3 separate regions of the Homo sapiens genome follow, and regions 1 and 2 are each linked to region 3. Evidence: chromatin contacts called from ENCODE Hi-C or POLR2A ChIA-PET data. All regions are on one chromosome and are shown on one strand. The core of a region is the stretch at or near the end of the contact, and the rest is flanking DNA. Distances in the headings are between cores, read along the strand shown. Region 1 holds the start of POLN (DNA polymerase nu). Region 2 holds the start of MRFAP1 (Morf4 family associated protein 1). Region 3 holds the start of TMEM128 (transmembrane protein 128).

Region 1 (4,532 bases), core at 644-3,143, 2.0 Mb after region 3:
CTGTCTCTCTGTCTCTGTCTCTGTGTCTCTGTCTCTCTGTCTCTGTCTCTCTGTGTCTCTCTGTCTCTGTCTCTGTCTCTCTGTCTCTGTCTCTCTGTTTCTGTCTCTCTCTGTCTCTCTGTATCTCTCTCTCTGTGTCACACTCCTCCCACCCAGTCTTTGCCTCATCAGCAACATTTCTGGAAGGCATTGCCTGCACAGCTCCCACTTCCTCCTGTCCAAACTGGCTCAACTCTGCCCCCTGATGCACACCCCCAACCTCCAACCCTGGGCTGCAAGGGTCCTCCCACCAGGCCTCCCCGTTCCAGCATCCCTGGTTTCCTTGCCTGCAGATTGGGCACCACTCTTTGAATTTTTTCCCATCATGTTTGTTTTTCAGATCATTTTAGGCCTTATTGACTTTTAAAAGAGGAGGAAAAAAACGTGAAACAAGTGAAGAATGAATAGGAAATATCTTTGACTCGATCAGATTACAATATTTGCCTTAGAACATTCTTATTTCTCTCCTTAAAAATATTAAGAAAAACTATCCAAACGACTTCTACCTAGTCACCCTGGACTAGGACATTGTCTAACAAGCCACCTTTAGGGTCATTTGACGCTGAAGGGAGGGAGTACTATTATATTTACCCATGACCAAAGCCCCTGCTAACCTGTGGAAGACTGAGGAGTGGCAAAGGATTTTTGTTTGGTAGAGATGCAAACGAATTCTGTCCAATAGAGAGGTCTGGTTTCACTGGGCTGTAGGGCATCAGCCAGATTCACATGAAATTTAGCAATCCCGTTTCAGTCATCTTTCACTGACTGCCATCCTCTTTGGAAATGGTGTACCATCCTCCTTGAGTTAAATATATCGATGTATTTAACTCAGGCCATTCCGTTTATTTCTAACATTTTGAAAAGGGAATTGTGGAGGAAGTCAGCTTTTTTTTTTTTTTTTTTTTTGAGACGGAGTCTTGCTCTGTCGCCCAGGCTAGAGTGCAGTGGCGTGATCTCGGCTCACTGCAACCTCCACCTCCTGGGTTCAAACGATTCTCCTGCCTCAGCCTCCCGAGTCGCTGGGATTACAGGCGCCCACCACCGCGCCCGGCTAATTTTTGTATTTTTTAGTAGAGATGGGGTTTCACCATCTTGGCCAGGCTGGTCTCGAACTCCTGACCTCATGATCCCCCCCCCCCCCCCCCCCGGCCTCCCAAAGTGCTGGGATTACAGGCATGAGCCACCGCGCCCGGCCAGAAGTCAGCTTTTACATAGTGTTCTGGTGAGGGATTAGAAATTAAGTGTTTTTGCAAAATAAAGTTCATTGTAAAAGACTCTAAGCGAACAATCCCTAACCCTTAAAATGTACCAGGCATTGGTCGGGCTGCTGTGAATGTTCCGGGAACTCGTCTCTCTCGGGGGCGAGCGCTATCACCGCCGGGCTCCAGCCTGTCTCCCAACCACCAACCTGCGCTGCTCTTTGTACCATTCAAAAGTGCCTTCAGAGGGTCTAGATTGAAGTACGGGGCAGGGCAGGCCTGAAGCACAACTGACGGCTCCGTTGAGAGCAGGCCCGCAGCTTCAGCTCCCCAGAGGGCGCCCCACCGCACCCCTCTGCACCCCTCTGCACCCCATTCATTGCCCAGGCTCCGCCCCCTGCCCAGGCCCCGCCCCTGTCCAGGCCCTGTCCCCGCCCTTCCCGGCCCAGACCCCGCCTCTCTCTGCCCTGCGCCCCGCCCAGGAGGCAGGATGCCCGCAGCGGCCGGGGGCCGAGCGCCGCCTGCTCAGCTCCACCCCATAGTCCAGCCTCGCCGACTCCGCCTCTTTTGACACTACGCCTGCGCAAACAGTCATCCCCCACGACCACGCCGTCGCCTTGTGCGCTTGCGCGCGTCCAGGCGCTCCCGTGAGGCAGTGCGAGGCGCGCGGGGCACGGAGGGCGGTGGCGGCGGGCTCCTGCGAGAAGCAAGCGGAACTTCCTGAGGTGACTGACGCGGGCCTCGGTTCTGGGCGCAGGGGTGTGGGGCTGGAGGAGTGGCCGCGATCCCCGTCTGCACCCAGGTGCCTCTTTTTTTTCCTGCGCTCCTGGGGGCTCCTTCCAGGTGCTCCAGCAGCTGCCCGGGGATCAGGGCCCGGTCCGCTGGGCGAGGAGCTGGGGCGGGGGCTGTGCGGGGCCTGTCACCCCCGTCTTCTGCAGCTCGGTGTCGACGGCGATTCGGTGGGCTTGTGCGTTTGTTTTGTCAGCGTGCTTAGGTGTCACAGCTGGGTGACCCTCCGAAGGAAGGTTTTGCCGCTGGCGCGTCTGGTGTATCGCGGCCTTGGGGCCGCGGATCCCTGGGGCTTGCCGCTGCCTCTGGGGTTCGCGCGGCCCTGGCGTCGGGGCTGCCTCAGCGCTGGCTGAAGGCCGGCCCGAAGCACCCTTAATTGTGGCCGCGCGCTTCCCTGCTGCTCCTGCTGTTCTCCGCGTCGCGGTGGTGGACTCTGGAGGTGGAGCCTTGCCCGGCGAGACGTTGAGGTAAATATTTAGTTGATCTTCAGAAGATGTGCCATGCTTATTTGCGTCTTCTTACGTACGGAGGGCAGGGAAGAGAGGCTGCCTAGCCTCCTGGTGGCTTGGGTTTGTTTGGATCCATTTATTTTGAATTAAAAACAAATGCTGCTCTATAAAGTGTAATGCATTTTAAACCATTTTATCTTTGGAAAAAAAGATAAAATGGATCCAAATAGATCCACTTTCTTGTTAATTACTTTTCGTTACTGTTGCGGTTTTCTGAGAACTAGCCTAATTGTTTCTGTTTCTCTTTATCATCATCAAACATTGCAGCTACGACTACCTGTCATTTATCCCGCTCTCGGATATCATGTGATATTTGTCTGTGTCTTCTTTTTAAAAACACTGTCGTCATATTTGTGGTCTAATACTTGTTTTCTTCCCCCCTAGGAGGAATCATTATAGATTCTAAAAATATATTTTCCCTTCTCTGTGGACTTGGTATAAAACGTAGCTTTTTTTCTGCTTGGATTTATTTTCTAAAAATCAACACCGTAAACCCATATCAGATACAACAAAATTGGGGTAGTTAAAACCATGAGTTGTGGAAATGAGTTTGTGGAAACATTAAAAAAAATTGGTTATCCCAAAGCTGATAATCTTAATGGAGAAGACTTTGACTGGTTGTTTGAGGGCGTTGAAGATGAATCGTTTCTGAAGTGGTTTTGTGGGAATGTGAATGAACAGAACGTGTTGTCTGAAAGAGAATTGGAAGCTTTTAGCATTCTTCAGAAATCAGGCAAGCCTATTCTAGAAGGGGCGGCATTGGATGAAGCTCTTAAAACGTGTAAAACTTCTGATTTGAAGACACCTAGACTGGATGATAAAGAGCTGGAGAAATTAGAGGATGAGGTTCAAACTCTACTGAAATTAAAGAACCTAAAAATTCAGCGACGTAATAAATGTCAATTGATGGCTTCAGTAACTAGCCACAAATCTCTGAGGTTAAATGCTAAAGAAGAAGAAGCCACTAAAAAGCTGAAGCAGAGTCAAGGAATTCTAAATGCAATGATCACTAAGATCAGTAATGAACTTCAGGCTCTTACTGATGAAGTTACACAATTGATGATGTTCTTCAGACATTCTAATTTAGGTCAAGGGACAAATCCACTGGTATTTTTATCGCAATTTTCCTTGGAAAAATACCTAAGTCAGGAAGAGCAAAGCACAGCAGCATTAACTTTGTATACCAAAAAACAGTTCTTTCAGGGTATACATGAAGTAGTTGAAAGTTCAAATGAAGACAATTTTCAACTTTTAGATATACAGACACCATCTATTTGTGATAATCAAGAAATCCTTGAGGAGAGACGACTAGAGATGGCTAGACTGCAGCTCGCATACATTTGTGCTCAACATCAGTTAATTCACTTAAAAGCAAGTAATTCGAGCATGAAGTCAAGTATAAAATGGGCAGAGGAGAGTCTTCACAGCCTAACCAGCAAGGTAAGCATAAGAAATGAGATTGGATTCACATTGTAATTATTGTTAGGAATAGAGGAGATAATATTGCTGTTAAAGTACTTTAGAATGGTGCATCTGAGAAGAGATTACATTTTATTTTCTTTGTTCAGTGCTTATTTGTGATCTGTGTCAATGTTTCATACAAATAGTTCCATACGTTAATGGAGGGCAGCAATAGTAATTATAATCTCTACCACATTATCTAATTTATTTTAAACAAAAGTGCTTTAATTTGCATTCCGAATTTTAAATTTGTGTAATGCAGATACAGACTGGACTGAGATTTTCTTTTTAAGATGTGGCTAGAAACTAATTGCTTTATTATGGGTATTCTGCCTCGTTTGCTCCAACCAGAGCATAGTGCTAATGAAGTCAGAGGTCCAGGTTCAGTAGACTGAAACTGATTTCTTTTTGAGAATATATGGATAGATGTATTGCAGATGTCTGTCTGCACTCTTGGAGAGCTTGTTTTCTTGGTAATATAACTGCTAGATACTTGAGTAAAAATGTAACTTTTCTGAATCAGAATATCAGCACC
Region 2 (4,490 bases), core at 1,777-4,276, 2.4 Mb before region 3:
CCTCTGTGTGGAACTCACACAGAAAACCTTGAACATCTTCCATTGTTTCCTGTGCCTAGCATGCCTCTCCTGCTCTTCCTGACCTCGGAAGCTGTGCTCCTCTTTCAAGGCCAAGCTCTGAAAGAGTTACTTGCTCTGGAAAGCTTTCCTAGACCTCCCCCTCAAGTGTTCTCCTGGGACATTCTATCTTTATTAGTGCTAGGGACACATGGCTTTGTTTGATTTCTACCAACTAGGTTGCCCAGAAAGTGGACTCCAAGATGAAAACTAGATGCACGTTTTTTAGGGATTAACACTTGTGGAAGAGGAGGAATGCAAGGCTGGGACGGGGGAGGAGGTGGGCTGCGTGATGTAATCCTAACAAAAGCCTCAGCAGACCCCACAAGCTCAGAAGCCACCATGTCCCTCAAAGTTGTCCCAAATTGGGGTAAGAGAAATAGCGACCTGAGATTTCCAGCCCATTACTCACTAGATGTAGGCTACCCAGGGAAAAGGGCATGACTTTGGCTAACGCAGCTCTCCTCTGAAAAGGCACTGCCCAGAGGGCTAACCAGCTGAAGGGTGTTTGTCAGCAACACTTCTAGCAGCTGAGGCAGAAAGGCTTCAATCTGGAAGGAGGGTGGGGTATCACATCTCCTCTATGTCATCCCTCACCCTGCAACTGTAATCGCTATATTCCCAGTGCAAGGCCTAGAAAACAATGTTCCAATTGGAAAGACTGAAGGTGCTTTGGCTCTCTGAAGGCAGAGGCCTGGACCACAGGATTACATGTGGTTTCTTCCCACACTAAGAACCAAGTGTGTTTCTTCCTCACCCGGTTCCCAACAGCAGAGAGAGAAAGCTTCCCTTTGATTAGAGACTAAGAGCCTCAGAAACCGTTAAGATGTTCACCCTCCATTTGACAGTGAGAACCATCTGGGAGACAGCAGATTTCATTCTTAAAGGACTAACATTTCTCAATAACCTTTTAGGTCTTTCGTCTTTTCAAGCAAATGAATACTTTTATTAACATGGTAAGTTTTTGTTTGTTTTAACATGGTAGGGTTCTGACCTCAAATATTTGTTAGGTCTGCTACTCAAATGAACTTACAGCTGGACAACGTATGAACCTTGAAGATGCCTCTTCTAGTCCAGTTTAGGGTCCAATGCAGACAGTTCCATACTGTCATCCCCAAGCCCCTCAAGGGCCTTTGCCAATCTTTCATTTTATGCCAAGTCCTCTAAAACGCATCAGGGTATTACATCAACTTGTACAGAATATCAAGATCTTATCTTCTATTTTAGGTTCCATGTCAAATAAAGCTGAGTTAGGTTGTCCAAACAAACTCACCAGACAGGTTACATAAGATAGTGTACCACAACAAATTTAAATTTTGAACAAAACACATCTCTCCTCCTTTGGTCTCACACAGAAATTAAAGTCTCCAAATACAGACAATACTATCCATTCTCCAGCTCTTCTCCAGATTCACGAGTCCCAGCCAGGTCGGCCCATCCACACTCCCCGTTGAAGTCTGGTCCTTTCTTCAGTAGTTGCTGCATGGAGTCGTCTTCCAGAATTAATGCAGCTCCTTCAGCACCTCCAGAGCTGGAGAACTCCAACTGTGAGTCTCATGTGTCACACACAGACCCAAAGTTCCAGGGAGCTATCAGGTCACACAAGAAATAGCAAAGCACCTCAAAAATTTAGAAATAACCACCAAAGCCCGGGAACAAATGTGACTGCTGCAAGAGCTTACAATCTAGGCCCTAATTCCTGTATGTGAGAGCATTTTCAAACAAAATTACTTCCCAAACAAAAACACGTTAACAATCGAAACTCATATTGAGGTCATCAACCACAGACCATAGCAGAAAACGTAGTGTTAAGTGAGACAGAGCATAGACAGGAAAAAAGAGAAAACAAAAGGCTCTCTGGTTTCGGCTTCTCCAGGGTGTCAGCCAATCTCCACCAGTTGACCAGAATCCATTGGCTGGAAACCTAAAGCACAATGGGAAGAAATTCATCATCGAGAGGTTAATCCCAGGCACAACGACCCCCAAACCCTCACGAACGCCACTGTGCAGGACGCCACCTCTTCTGGCCACCACCTGACTCACTCCAGTCTCTAGCAACGTTGACTTGTCCAACGTCTTCCCCGAAAATCCTCTATTTCCACCCCCGCTTGCTGGACGGCCCGGGACCTTGTCCGTTTCTGTTTCCTTGGCGACTCTGAGATTTATGACCCTTCCACTGAACACGCATCACGCCCAAACCCGGCCACTCTGATTATCCCACGCCGCCACCGTCAAAAAACAAAACACGAAGACGGGGCCCAGATCGGCCCTGACCCGAGCACGCCTTTATTCTCCCGCCCCACCCCCGATTCCGGTGCATCTCGATGAAATCATCGCTCTCGAAGAGCGGCCAAGCTGGGGCCGCTCCTCGGCCTGGCGCGGGTGCCCGACTTACCGCCGACCGCGCTCACGACGACTCGCTCTTCTCTATCCGCCGGACCAGCTCCACCAGCATCTCTGCCATCTTCGCAATCTCCTTGGCCTTCTCCTCGGCCTTCTCGCACCTCTTGGCCGCCCGGCCCTCGGCCGCGTCGCCCGGGTTCTGGAGGTGGTTGAGGGCGCTCTCCTCCGAGGCCTCCACCTGCGTTTTGATCTGGATGAGCATATTGTCCATCTCCCACAGCTTGCTCCGGTTCCGCAGGTACGCCCGCCCGTGCTCGCGCGTCAGCGACGCGATGTCCTCGCGCATCTCGTTGATGACCGGGAGCAGAAACTGCTCGAAATCCTCCTCGGGCTCCAGCACCTCCACTTCCTCCGGTTCCGCCAGCTCGACGATGTCCAGGGGCCGCATCTCTTCCCACTGCCTCGGAACCGCAATAGCGATGTCTGTTGGAGAGAGAAAACCGACACTCGCTATGCTTAGCAATAGAGAGCCCGAATATTCCTGAAAACTTTTACCCTTTTTCAACTTTTCTTCTCAGAGAAGCCACGGACAAGCGACTTACGCGCAGAGTAACGGCGAACAAAATGGAGTCCCGGCCGTCAACCAGCGCTCTGCGCGTTGCGGCCCCTTTCACGACACAGCCGGGCCTCTTTACGGTCAGGGGGGCGAGCTGCGGGCGCGCGCACGTCTAGAAAGAGAGGCACCGGCGGCGGCGTCGCGGCCGCACGGACGCGCACGCAGGCACGCGCAGGTACGGGACCGCACGCTCTCGCTCGTTCCTGCTTTCCCGTTACCTCTGTGCGTCACCCCTGTTTTACCCTGTGTTTGGAGGGTGGCCTCTTCTGGGTGTTTCCCTCCGATAGGGCTTCTTGAGCACGCGAGTTTACATTTTTTAAAAAGGCCTCCCGCACTTCCCAGGCGCGGTGGCTCACGCCTGTAATCTCAGCACGTTGGGAGGCGAGGTGGGTGGATGGCTTGAGGTCAGGAATTCGAGACCAGCCTGGCCGACATGGCGAGACCCCGTCTCTACCAAAAATACAAAAATTAGCCGGGCGTCGTGTTGCACGCGTGTAACCCCAGCTGCTTGGGAGGCTGAGACAATCGTTTGAAAACGGGAGGCGGAGGTTGCAGTGAGCCCATATCGCGCCACTGCTCTCCAGCCTGTGCATCAGAGTGAGACTCCGTCGCAAAATAAATAAATAAAATATAAATGAAAATTAAAAAGGGCCTTCCACACTAGAAGAGGAGGATCCTACGTGATAATGCAGCTACCCCAGGTGGACGCTTAAAGCCCCTTCCTTTCACGCAGGGGGACCTGAGTCCCCTCAGCCGTTTTATTTACTTTTTTTTTTTTTTTTTTTGGAGACAGAGTCTGGCTCTATCGCCCAGGCTGGAGTGCAGTGGCACGATCTCGGCTCACTGCAAACTCCACCTCCGGGGTTCACACCATTCTCCTGCCTCAGCCTCGCGAGTAGCTGGGACTACAGGCGCCTGCCACCGCACCCGGCTAATTTTTTGTATTTTTAGTAGAGACGGGGTTTCACCGTGTTAGCCAGGATGGTCTCGATCTCCTGACCTCGTGATCCATCCACCTCGGCCTCCCAAAGTGCTGGGATTACAGGCGTAAGCCACCGTGCCGGGCCTTATTTACTTATTATTATTTAAAAAGTTTTTTTTTTTTATTGAGGCAGGGTCTCGGTCTGTCGCCCAGGCTGGAGTCCAGTGGTGGGATCATGGCTCACTGCAGCCTTGATCTTCTGGCCTCAAGTGATCCTTCCACTTCGGGCCTCCCAAAGTGCAGAGATTACAGGCATGAGCCGTGCGCCTGGCCCTTTCTGCCTTTTTAAAGAGTAGTTTTCCTTCTTCCTTGGATGACAGTCAGAAGGGTCTGGGTGTCTTTTCACCAAACCGGCCTCCCCACACCCCAAGGTGGAGCCTGGCTGCTCCGTCCTGAGGCCCCAGCAGACCCATGTTCAGTGTGTGGTGCAAGGCGCTGTCCAGAGCCTCTGAGCCCTTCCACTGGATCCTAGGCTCTTTGGGGTCTTAGCTC
Region 3 (4,177 bases), core at 1,295-3,794:
AATCTGGTATCACATATCTATCTATAATTAGGGTGCCACAGTACACACATTGAAGGGTTTCTTTTCTTTTCTTTCTTTTTTTTTTGAGACAGAGTTTCACTCTTGCTGCCCAGGCTGGAGTGCAATGGGTGGTCTTGGCTTACTGCAACCTCCACTTCCTGGGTTCAAGCCATTCTCCTGCCTCAGCCTCCCAGGCAGCTGGGATTATAGGCGCTTGCTACCATGCCCAGCTAATTTTTTTTTTTTTTTTTGTATTTTTAGTAGAGACGGGGTTTCACCATGTTGGCCAGGCTGGTCTCAAACTCTTGAGCTGAGGTGCCACCTGCCTCAGCCTCCCAAAGTGCTGGGATTACAGGCATGAGCCACTGCACCTGCCCAAAGGGCTTCTTTAATGGACCTCAGAAATGAAGATGTGGTCATTAAATACTGGAATTTTTCCAACCTCCTTTTAAGTATCATCAATATGCTGTGCAAGTAGTGCCATTTAAAATTGCAGAGAAAAAAACTCTGGAAGGATTTCAGATCCAAATTCAAAGGCCCCGAAACCACAAAAGGAGAAACCTGATCTGACCTGAACATACCATGTATGGGAACCTGGGATAGCGGCGATGCTCTTGGGAGTATTCAGTTACCACGGAGGCCCTGCACTGACCCTTTTTCGAGGAGACAATCAACAGAAGATTGTATTTGATGGGACAAATTCACTTCCTGTTAACAAGGCTTCTAACCCCGTACGAGAGAGAAGAGAGGGCAAAGACTTCAGTTGACTTTGAATAAATGAATCCAGTTCTTTAGGAGTCTTGAAAGAAAAAAAAAACAGAAAAAAAAAAACAGGATAAAGGAGGTATTGTTTAGAAAGGCCATATGATCCACCCAGCTGTTAAATCCTGTGCTCCGAAGGGGGAAGAAAGGCTGAAGAAATGATAAATCAGTAGGGATTTGGTATTTCTCTCTTTTTTTTAATTTTTTTTATTTTTATTTTTGAGAGGGAATCTCACTCTGTTGCCCAAGCTGGAGTGCAGTGGCAGGATCACTGCAGCCTCCTTCTCCCAGGTTCAAGTGATTGTCCTGCCTCAGCCTCCAGAGTAGCTGGGATTACAGGTGCCGGCCACCATTCCCGGCTAACTTTTGTATTTTTAGTAGAGACGGGGTTTCGCCATGTTGGCCAGGCTGGTCTCAAACGCCTGACCTTGTGATCCGCCCGCCTCGGCCTCGCAAAGTGTTGGGATTACAGGCGTGAGCCACCGCGCGCGGCTGGCACTCTTTTCTTGAGTATTTCTTATTACATTCCTTTTACAAACACCCCAACACATCGAAGATATTAAACAGTGCCTACTAATTCAAATTTTACTTCCTATGTAGCTGGCTCTCCACCCCTGTATTCAACTCACCTGAAACCACTCTCCCTGCTCTCCCACACTGCAGCAGAATAAACTGCCCTTTATATGTACAGTGTTTCTATTATGCCCCATGTACAGTGTTTTTATTATGGCACTGTATTGAAGCTGCTTCCTCTACTAGATTCTTCTGTCCTCACCATTTTATCACATGCAGCTGCTCAGAAAATGTTGGCTGCATTGATGAAATGCTTTCATACATTTACAAATAGAGTTTTCTTGTAATATACCTCTGTGGTTTTCTTTGGACAAGGAGCTCCTCACGTGCAAGGCCATGTCTTACTCATCTTTATCTCCACTGCTAGCATGGTGCCTAACAGCTCCTACCAAATAGTAGATGCTCAGTAAACGTTTGCGTGGCTAAGCCCACCATTTCTCAGCACATGACACGCTGGGAAACGGCTGGGAGAGTAATACGCGGGATTATTGACGAAGAAAAAGTTGTGAACTCGTAACACACAGTTTGTGGGCGTGAGCAGTGTGGAAAACCGCAGTTTGCTGGGAAAGCAATTTAGTTCCCTCGGTTCAGGCTGGGAGGATTTTTCACAAGTGGCGAGGAGGAGGCTCACATGAACCACATACAGGTACTTCTCACTGAAACGCACAACAAATCTAGAGCCAAGTGTAATAACGAAACGGGCCCCAAGAAGTTTATTTAATGCCCAGGGCCCCCAAGTGGTCACTGCCAGGCTCTAGCATCCTGTCCAGCAGGCCTTTCTCCTCCTTTCAAGTCTTGCTGGACGACTCCTGAAAAGCAAAAGTAGGAAAAAAACTGGGGGCTGAGAGTGGAAGGCTGGACAGAGGGTATGTCTCCTGCTCTGGCACCCGGAAGCCTGCGAGGGCTTCGGAAGCGCAGCGTCTCACGGTCGCGCATCCCGGCCCTGGACGCATCCAGCGGCAGCGGTAATCCTGGTCCTCCTGGGCTTCCGTAGGTCGGAATAAACTTGGGAACTCTTCCACCGGCAAAGCTCAGTGTTTTAAAATTCAAATCACACTTGCCGACATGAGAGCGGAACCTTTGAGGCCGACTCCACCCTAGCTGCTCGCTAACTAAACAGCGAAGAGAACACAGTCTCCAATCCAAACGCCAGGAGGTCCAGACCCGGAGCGGACGCCGGAAGCGCTGTGTCTGACGTCACTTCCGTCGCATTTCGGGGCGGTACCAAGATGGACTCCTCGCGGGCCCGGCAGCAGCTCCGGCGGCGATTCCTCCTCCTGCCGGACGCCGAGGCCCAGCTGGACCGCGAGGGTGACGCCGGGCCGGGTGAGGCGCGCACCAAGCCGCCCCGAGGTTCTCAGAGGCGAGGCGTCGGAAAACGGCCGGCCTCCGGCAGCCCTGGCCCAGTCTGGAAGGACTGAGTTTCGGCTTTGCAAGTCGAATATTTAATGTCAGGGAAGATCCTTAGAATCGCGGAGTGCTGTGCATCGTCATTTCAGCTGCGCTTCAGAATTCTCTGGAGAGCTGATTTGACACCTATTTGGAAATAGCGATTAAAATTAAAAATACCCACCAGTTTTAAGTCTTAAGGATTTACCAGAAACATGCGTGTACCGCAGTGTACAATGATGTGCGCAGTGTTTCACTTCAGGATTGCTTGTAATAGCGAATTACTGGAAATATCTGCCTTGCCCGTCAGCAGAAAGCTGTTTAAGTAAATTTGGGTATATGTATACCTGACACATCAGGTCGACTCGTATGTACCAATGGGGATGATTTTCAAAGGGAAGTGTGGAACACTATGGTATGCCGCCATTTGGGTACAAAACAGGTAACTTGTGATGTATGTTCACCTGTGAATGCATAGAATATGGAAGAATTCAGTAGAAATTGTAAGTGGTGGTTGCTTCTGGGGATTAGATCTGAGGTTAAGGATGGGAGACAGATACTTCATTTTGGATATTTTTTATCTCATATGTTTTAAAACCACGTCCATTTATTACCTTTTAAAATTAAAAACACGAATAACCTCATGCCCAGGCATGATGATGTATACATTTTGAGGATATCCCAGAATATTACGAACATGCTTCCCAGGGTTTCCGATGGTCATCTAAAGGCCCAAAACCTCAGATGTGGACCATTGATTCTCACGTGAACCTAGAGGGCATGTCAGAATCCCCGGAAAACTTAATAGAAATCATCCATCTGACCCAACCCCCATCCACCCATTCTTTCAGATTGCGTTCCAGACAGGAAAAATGTCTTGTCCATCACCTGTCTAGACAGTGCTGTGCTGGAACTAGAGCTCTGGTGTGCCGTTTCCACTTTTGAGCTGTGTTTAAAGTAACTAAAATATTTAGTTATAGGCTGGGCAGGGTAGCTCACGCCTGTAATCCCAGCACTTTGAGAGGCTGAGGCGGGCTGATCACGAGGTCAGGAGTTCGAGACCAACCTGGCCAAATAGAGCAGCCTGGCCAAGATGGTGAAACCCCGTCTCTACTAAAAATACAAAAATTAGCCCGGCGTGGTGGCAGGCGCCTGTAATCCCAGGTACTCGGGAGGCTGAGGCAGGAGAATTGCTTGAACCCGGGAGGCGGTGGTTGCAGTGAGCCGAGATCAAACCATTCCACTCCAACCCGGGCGACAGAGGAAGACTCCGACTCAAAAAAAAAAAATTTAGTTATAAAAGTGTTCTTGGAAGACCACAAGTCCAGTTCATGCGCTAATGTTTGCCTTTGGCATTTTTCCTAATTAACAAGACTAATTACTTTCCTAGAAGAAATGTGAAACATAATATTAAAATTCTTACATTTCCAGGTGACATTGTTATTTCCGAAAG

What was found. A loop is a pair of places that touch in the nucleus more often than their neighbours do. ChIA-PET counts read pairs that join two places held with the same protein, here RNA polymerase II (POLR2A). Pooled maps may share reads with other maps.
Region 1: a pooled map shows a loop between it and region 3 (24-fold over the local background). The contact joins the promoter of POLN here to the promoter of TMEM128 in region 3. A Hi-C loop is called at or near these places in 6 of 50 pooled maps.
Region 2: a loop to region 3 is called in a pooled map, with 11 times the contacts of the local background. The contact joins the promoter of MRFAP1 here to the promoter of TMEM128 in region 3. A Hi-C loop is called at or near these places in 1 of 37 single-sample maps with no recorded cell type and 8 of 50 pooled maps. POLR2A ChIA-PET finds 5 or more read pairs at or near these places in 1 of 52 experiments (activated B cell).

Annotation. Positions count from the first base shown.
Region 1 is chr4:2,239,482-2,244,013 of GRCh38, reverse strand. POLN (DNA polymerase nu) reads left to right here and starts at 1,893. Exons shown (of 26, transcript NM_181808.4): 1 at 1,893-1,963; 2 at 2,224-2,494. HAUS3 (HAUS augmin like complex subunit 3) reads left to right here and starts at 1,893. Exons shown (of 6, transcript NM_001303143.2): 1 at 1,893-1,963; 2 at 2,224-2,494; 3 at 2,921-3,976. The coding sequence starts at 3,068. It also overlaps the pseudogene COX6B1P5. RefSeq lists a silencer at 1,463-1,822 and enhancers at 2,503-2,602, 2,209-2,710.
Region 2 is chr4:6,639,221-6,643,710 of GRCh38, reverse strand. MRFAP1 (Morf4 family associated protein 1) reads right to left here and starts at 3,026. Exons shown (of 2, transcript NM_033296.3): 1 at 2,453-3,026; 2 at 982-1,981. The coding sequence starts at 2,848. The coding sequence ends at 2,465. It overlaps LOC124900653 (a long non-coding RNA gene), which reads left to right and starts at 3,090. Exons shown (of 2, transcript XR_007058007.1): 1 at 3,090-3,191. RefSeq lists a silencer at 1,989-2,058 and an enhancer at 4,032-4,490.
Region 3 is chr4:4,246,590-4,250,766 of GRCh38, reverse strand. TMEM128 (transmembrane protein 128) reads left to right here and starts at 2,544. Exons shown (of 5, transcript NM_001297551.2): 1 at 2,544-2,661. The coding sequence starts at 2,565. RefSeq lists enhancers at 2,164-2,273, 2,576-3,202.